Linked DNA regions of Homo sapiens: all the other regions are linked to region 1. A link is a loop called in an ENCODE intact Hi-C map of the cell type or tissue named here. Cell type or tissue: ascending aorta. All regions are shown on one strand. Region 1 overlaps CUX1 (cut like homeobox 1). Region 2 overlaps CUX1 (cut like homeobox 1). Region 3 has its middle 27 kb from the start of MYL10.

Region 1 (2,500 bases):
CTGCACTCACACGTTTATCACAGCGCTGTTCACACAGCAGCCTAGGTGAGGAAGTGACCTATGTGCCCAGCTTCAGATGAATGGATGAAGAAAATGTGTAGATCCACAGTGGAATATGATGGAGCCTTACAAAAGGAAATCCTGCCATTTGCAACAACAACGTGGATTCATCTGGGGGATGTTACATTAAGTGAAATGAACCAGGCACAGAAAGACGAATACCACAAGATCTCACTCATGTAAAACGTTGATCACATAAAAGTTAAGAAGAATGGTGGTTACCAGGGGGTGAGGAGAGGTTGGTTAAATGATACATATTTATAGGTAGACAGGAGGAATAAGTTTGAGAGATGTATTAGACAGTGACTATAGTTAATGCCGGTATATTGTAAAATTGGTTAGTAGAAATTTTTTTTTTTTTTTTGAGACAGAGTCTCCCCTCTGTTGCCCAGGCTGGAGTGCAGTGGCATGATCTCGGCTCACTGCAACCTCCGCCTCCTGGGTTCAAGCAATTTTTATGTCTCAGCCTCCCAAGTATCTGGGAGTACAGGCACAGGGCACCACGCCCAGCTAATTTTTGTATTTTTAACAGAGACAGGGTTTCGCCATGTTGGCCAGGCTGGTCTCGATCTCCTGACCTCAGGTGATCTGCCCACCTCAGCCTTCTAAAGTGCTGGATTTACAGGCATGAGCCACCGCGTCTGGCCCCATTTTTTAAGTGTTGACTGAAAACTACCTCAAAAGACCGGCTTTATCCCACACTCTGTACACCACAGGCTTAGCACGTCGTGGCTCTCCAGGAACTCTTGAGCCTTCCCCATGATGATGAGTGGGTCAGGGTTACCGCAGAGCTGAACGGCCTCTGTAGCGTTCAGCCTGCAGCCTGCCCAATGAGGACGTTTGCGCTCTGGAAAGGTAAACTCAGGATGCTGTTGGCTCCTAAGCAGAAAGCAGGCGCCACCCAGCCTTCAAGTGCTTCAACAGTGAAGAGTTAGGACGGAGGCCCAGCCTGGAACATTCACGCCACCTTCTGCCCCCAGTAAAATTCCTTAAAGCTATGAGGTTCTGACTCACCACGGGGAGTCCCTGGCCGCCGCTGGGAGGGCCTTGGCCATGCAAATCTCAGTGACATAGCACGTCTTATTTGCTTCAGAAGTGGCAGAGGAGAAAGTGACTTGCCTCACGCTGCCCGGTTCCACCCAGGGACCTTGTGAAGAGACGCGGGAAGGCTGGCAGAAAGGAGAACCGTCCTTCCTGTGGAATACTCCCGAGATCGCACCACTCCACTCCAGCCTGGGTGACAAGAGCAAAACTCCATCTCAAAAAAAAAAAAAAAAAGGCACTGTACATGTGTCCATGTATATAAACATGTTTATGAATATACATAAATAATTTTTTAAAAAATTTTGTCATGCAGTCTCAGCCAGTCCTGCTGTTTTTATTTTATTTTATTTTATTTTATTTATTTTTTTGAGACAAGGTCTCACTCTATCACCCAGGCTGGAGTGCGGTGATATGATCTTGGCTCACTACAACCTCCGCCTCCTGGGTTCAAGCAATCTTCCCACCTCAGCCACCCAAGTAGCTGGAATTATAGGCTGTTTCCTTTTACATGACATTATTTTCCCTTTTTTATGTTTTATTTTATTTTATTTTTGAGATAGAGTCTCACTCTGTTGCCCAGGCTGGAGTACAGTGGTGCGATCTCAGCTCACTGCAACCTCTGCCTCTTGGGTTCAAGCGATTCTCCAGCCTCAGCCTCCCGAGTACCTGGGACTACAAGTGTGCACCACCATTTCCGGCTGTGTGTGTGTGTGTGTGTGTGTGTGTGTGTGTGTATTTTTTGTAGAGACGGGGTTTTATCATGTTGGCCAGGCTGGTCTTGAACTCCTGGTCTCAAGTGATCCACCCGCCTCGGCCTCCCAAAGTGCTGAGATTAGAAGTGTGAGGTACCACGCCCGGCCCGTGACATTATTTTTAAGTACAAAAGCCATACATGTTTACTATACAAAGTTTAGAAAATTCTCAAAGATTTTTTTTAAAGGAAGCAGATCATCACTCATAATCCCACAGCAAAGATGATCATTGTTAACATTTTGGCCTATTTCCATAGTCTTTTTTTCTATACAGATTGTTCCTTACAATGGCATTATGTCCCCTAAACCCATCGTAACTTGTAAATACCTTAAGTCTAAAATGTGTTTAGCACACCTAACCTAAATGTCATAGCTTAGCCTCGCCTATTTTAAGCGTGCTCAGAACACCCACGTTAATTAGTCTACAGTTAGGCAAAATCATCTAACACAGCTGTCCCCAACCTTGTTGGCAACAGGGACCAGTTTTGTGAAAGATAATTTTTCCATGGACCAGTGCAGTGGGGGGCGCGGTTCAGGATGATTCAAGCACGTTCTATTTATTGTGCACTTTATTATTATGACATTGTAATATATAATGAAATAATTCTACAACTCACCATCATGTAGAATCAGTGGGAGCCCTG
Region 2 (2,500 bases), 240 kb before region 1:
ATTGATTTTCTGACGCCACCGATTTGTCAAGAACTTATCCTGCCTTTTCAGCGATTTGACAGCACCTGTTAGGCTGTAGGGCCATGTGATTGGGCAGTTCTCCTGCCGAGAAAAAGGGGACTGATGACTTTCTGTCACTTGGGCATCCAGAAACCTCCTTGAAGGTGGAGGTTATTGAGGGAGGAGGCAGGAGTGGAAAAATGCTATTGGTTTATTCCTGTGCTTTTATAGAACAGCCGAACCATTCTATGGCAATAAAACAGAATCACAGGGCAAGGTGCAGTGGCTCACACCTGTCATCCCAGTATTTTGGGAGGCTGAGGCAGGAGGATCGCTTGAGCCCAGGAGTTTGAGACCAACCTTGGCAACATAGTGAGACCTTGTCTCTACCCAAAAATAAAAAAAAAAAATCAGCTGGGCTTGGTGGTGCACGCCTGTAGTCCCATCTCCTCGGGAGGCTGAGGTGGGAGGATCGCTTGAGGCTGGGAGGTGGGAGCTTGCAGTGAGCCATGATCACACCACTGCACTCCAGCCTGGGCAACAGAGTGAGATCCTATCTCAAAAACAAACAAACAAAAAAGGAACTTGTTTCCTAGCAAGAAGCAGATGAGGCTGGTGAATAAGCATACCACATAAGTAAGTAATCCACTAACTTAGGGAATTTCGTGACCAGTCACTCAGCACGCCCTGTTGCGAAGGGGACGGCTGACCAATAGGATCATCTCAGAGTCACCCTCACACAACTTGGCTTAGCCTAGTTGGCAAAAGTGTCTCTTCAGAGACCTACCCTCCTGGAATTGAAATAAAATGAAAATTTGTGATGACGATCAGCTACTGTCAGTGTGACTTAGGTGTAGAAATTAAAAAAGAAAAAAAGACCACTCTAAAGGCATTTGTGCATGAAGACACCTACAGAAATAAAGCCGGGGTGCTGTTCTTGGTCTTCATTCAGGCTAGCACCTCTCGTCACCTTTTCACTTTGGAGCTCAGGGCCTGGTTCACTCAGCAAGTGAGCGGCTCACACAGTAGATGCTCTGCACATAGTAGTAGGTACTCAGAATATAGCAGCTGTTGATGTACATGTTTCCAGAGGGGCCAACACAGGAATCTGCACGTGGGTCCTTGCTTTAAGCCCAGCCCCTCTCTGTGGGCGTGGGATGGAGTCTTCCTTTCTTGGTGACCGGCGCCCTCTGGGGTCACTGGAGGCCTGGACTTCCCCACTGGCCCAGTGACCTTGTTTCCTTGTTCCCTGTCTCGCCCAGCCTTGGCTGTCCTGGGATTTGAAAATCTGGGATAAAGCCTTTTTCGGGCCTCTAAGGCCCTGCTGGTTCTGCGTGTTCCAGAGAGCTGCACCTCTGGGTGGTGAGCTGGCCTTTTTGGCATTTGATTTATGTATAGCCCTGAGTCACTGGGAGCGGATCTAGAGTCCAGGCCAGTGACTGATTTCAAACGCTAACACTCTTGGCTCGGGCTCAGGTTTCAAGTCAGCCTCCAAAGGGGATGTTTGCTCATTTCGTCATCTTCCTATCACAGCAATTTTCGTCATATGGAGGGGTGGCACTCATGTACCTTGATGATTATTATTCTTTTAAAAAATGAAGTTATTTATGTTATGGGGTGAGTTCGTCACACAGTCCGAATGTGGAATGTTGCCATCCTTTTCATCCCAATCCTGCCAGTGATTTCTGTTTACAATAGAACTATTGACATTGTATGGGGATGAAACTAGCATGAGATAGTAATTGTTGGCTTGCCTGAGATTTTCATCATATGTACACATAGACAAAACCTGGCTTTAGTTCCTAAAGCTATTGCTGTTTATTGTACTTTTATTAGCCAATGTTACAGATCCCCGTAGCATGCCAGAGGCTATTAAGAAATACAGGGGTCGGGGGCAGGAACGAAGTCCCTGGCCATGGATCATGCAATTGATCTATAGTTATTTTTTTTTCTTTTTCTTTAATTTTTTTTTGAAATTTTAAATTATTATTATTACTGTTTTTTGCGATGGAGTTTCACTCTTGTTGCCCAGGCTGGAGTGCAATGGCATGATCTCCCCCTCCCAGGTTCAAGCGATTTTCCTGCCTCAGCTTCCGGAGTAGCTGGGATTATAGGCGCCTGCTACCATACCTGGCTAATTTTTGTATTTTTAGTAGAGATGGGGTTTCACCATGTTGGCCAGGCTGGTCTTGAACTCTTGACCTCAAGTGATCCACCGACCTCGACCTCCCAAAGTGCTGGGATTACAGGTGTGAGCCACCATGCCCGGCCCAAATTATTATTATTTTTTATAAGATAGGATCTTATCACACAGGCTGGACTGCAGTGGTGCAATCATAGCTCACTACAACTTCCAACTTTTGGGCTCAGGTGATCCTCCCACCTCAGCCTCCTGAGTAGCTGGGACAGCAGGTACATGCCACCATGCCAGGCTAAGTTTTAAAATTTTATTTTGCTAGGGGGTCTCGCTGACTTGCCCAGGCTGGTCGTGAACTCCTGG
Region 3 (2,500 bases), 520 kb before region 1:
GGCAGTGTGGAAAAGGGGCAGGTGGGACCCAGACGGTGCAGGAGCCTGAGGCTGTCCCTCCAGGCTGTCCCAGGGATCCAGAGCCTCATCGAGGCCCCATCCTTGGCTCTTCTACCGCCCCTATCCATGGAAGCCAGGAATCTTGTTGCCCCACTTTGGGAGTCAAACTTCACAGCTTTGTCTGTCTCCAAGCCTCCCACTGGAGGTGCTTGGAGGCCTCAAACCTGCAGCCTTGAATCACCCAATGCCCTGATGGGCTGGGCTGCAGAGAGGGAGGGAAAGGTTATGGGAGTGCTGGCAGTGGAAATGGCTGGAGGTATAATGTCATTCCATTTGCAGACCAGGAAACAAAGGATGGCAGAGGGGACCACACAGCCAGGCAGTGACAGGTGGGGACAGAAAGGGACACCCCCCTGCCACCCATTGTCCTGGGGGTGCTGCCCAGGTTCCTGAGTGAGTGGTTGGGTCAGGTCACCTAAAGAACACTTGGAAGCCCGCGAGGAGAGGAAACCCACTTTGAACAAATGTGGAGAAAGGCGTGGATCAGAGTCTAACAGCTGAGGTCCCCGATGACTGTGTCCCGCTCCATTTAGGGCCCGGGACACACAACCCTCCTTGGTCCCCTCCCGTGGACATGGGACCAGGACCAAGGTCTCTTCCCCCTGAATATCCCGCCCTCCCCAGCCTCCTGCCAACTGCCTGCCTTCCAGTGCCCCCGAGGACACAGGACTGAGGCTGGATAGAGGATTGCTTCGTGGACCTTTGCTGGGGACATGTGGACAGGCAGGGGCCACCAACTCAGAGCGAAGACGTCACAGATGTGTGAAAACACTGAAGATGGGGACACAGAGGCACCGAGCGTTAGGTGGCTGGAGTCACTGGATCACAGCGTCTGGAGCCAAGGGTTTCCACTGTTCCCAGGTGTAATTCCTCCCCGCAGCCGTGCAAGGCGGGTGCCCCAGCTGTACTCACTTGGCTGCTCTGTAGGTCGCACAGTCAGTAAGCGGCAGAGCTGGGACAGGCCAGGCAGGTAGGCGTCTTGACTCGGTGCCTTACCCTCTCTGGCCTCAGTCTTCTCATCTGTCAAATGGTATAATAATAGGATGTACTCCTCAGGGTTGCTGGGAGGGTTACACACGTTAGTGCACACTGCCTGGGGCTCGGTGACTGTTCTCTAAGTGTTTGCTGCTATTTTTTTTTACTTAAGGAAACTTAACATCGAATAGGTTAAGCAGCCGGGGCTTGAATTTAGTCTTCTCTGCACCAAAGTTGCGCTGTGGACTCTTGTGCCGACTGTGATCTAGAGATTCCCAAGCCCCAGAGGCTTTGGGGAAGGCGGAGCCAGGAGAGGCTGCTCAGCTGTCAGTAGATGGCGCTGTGGAGCCACAAGGGCCGCCCTCGCTGCAAAAGCCCGTTGACGCACCAGGCTGTGCACAGACTGGGGTCTCCCCGCCCTGGGCCAGGCCCTGCACCAGATATGGCCCCAGGAGAGGGGGTGCCGCTAACCCTGTTTCCCTGATGAGGGATATGAAGGCTCAGAGAGGTTGAACCACTAGCCTTGAGGTCACACAGCTATAAGGGGCAGGGCTGGGGCTCCCCACCCCAGATGCCTCACTGAGCTCTCCAGCCCCACCCCCATCCCACCCCTCACCCTGGCCCTCAAGAGGCCACAGTGACTCCCTGGCGCTTGATGGGAGCCAGGCGCGTCCCTCCTTCCCCCATGGCTGGACATTCCAATGAAGCTGAAGCCACCAGCTTTGAAGTGAGAGCTAAACCCGGATTAGGGCGGCTCCAGGCTGGCCTCTCCTTCCCAGCCCCATTGCCAGGCCCACGCTCACCAACCACGTCAGGCCAGAGTCCTGGCGGCACAAAGGGGTCTGGGGCCTAGAGGAGGCAGGACCTGCCCCGCACAACACAGTCCCTCTCATAGTCTGTTAAGAAGCCTCGGGGGCCCCCACGACCTGCTACTAGCCTGAAACCCCACGTCACGCGGGTGCCAGCACAGAAGCTCCCACGGGGCTGGGAGGCTGTGTGTCCGTCTGTCTGTGAGCAGCCACACTTCCCTGGCCTCACCCTGCCTGTTTGGGTTCCAGGATCAAGCCTCTTTATTCAAGGAGATTTGGACTCAAGACTGGAAGATGACACTGGTATAGTGAAGCTACACCAGTTCTGGAACCCGTGTTCCAGAAGGTTCTGGAACATCCACCTTCAAATTAATCTCTCACAGCCTCTTCTTCAGAATTCAGCTCTTCCCAGACTTCACTTTTTTTTTTAATTTTATTTTATTTTACAGAGTCTCGCTCTGTCGCCTAGGCTGGAGTGCAGTGGTACAATCTTGGCTCACTGCAACCTCCACCACCAGGGTTCAAGTGATTCTCCTGCCTCAGCCTCCCAGGTAGCTGTGATTACAGGCATGAGCCACCATGCCCAGCCTTATTTTATTATTATCTTTTTGAGACGGAGTCTCACTCTACCGCCCAGGCTGGAGTACACTGGTGCA

The links. A loop is a pair of places that touch in the nucleus more often than their neighbours do. Peaks named below come from ENCODE experiments on the same cell type or tissue, not always from the same donor. Only the 100,000 strongest peaks of a DNase experiment are listed, where the experiment ranks them.
Region 2: a loop joins it to region 1, with 2.2 times the contacts of the local background. A loop is called at or near these places in 6 of 110 quality-filtered maps.
Region 3: a loop joins it to region 1, with 2.4 times the contacts of the local background. A loop is called at or near these places in 4 of 110 quality-filtered maps.

The regions. Positions count from the first base shown.
Region 1 is chr7:102,124,375-102,126,874 of GRCh38, forward strand. The region is part of intron 8 of CUX1 (cut like homeobox 1); the gene reads left to right. Among named protein-coding and RNA genes, the nearest start is that of SH2B2, 160 kb to the right of the region's middle. RefSeq lists an enhancer at 847-1,399. In ascending aorta, a CTCF peak has its summit at 1,030; a DNase peak (open chromatin) is centred at 987; H3K27ac peaks cover 1,454 bases.
Region 2 is chr7:101,881,625-101,884,124 of GRCh38, forward strand. The region is part of intron 1 of CUX1 (cut like homeobox 1); the gene reads left to right. Among named protein-coding and RNA genes, the nearest start is that of CUX1, 65 kb to the left of the region's middle. RefSeq lists a silencer at 1,957-2,124. In ascending aorta, no CTCF peak of the experiment used is centred here; DNase peaks (open chromatin) are centred at 675 and 1,407; H3K4me3 peaks cover 254 bases; H3K27ac peaks cover 2,405 bases.
Region 3 is chr7:101,601,219-101,603,718 of GRCh38, forward strand. No RefSeq gene overlaps it. Among named protein-coding and RNA genes, the nearest start is that of MYL10, 27 kb to the right of the region's middle. RefSeq lists a silencer at 1,452-1,511. In ascending aorta, a CTCF peak has its summit at 1,374 (motif pointing right); a DNase peak (open chromatin) is centred at 1,383.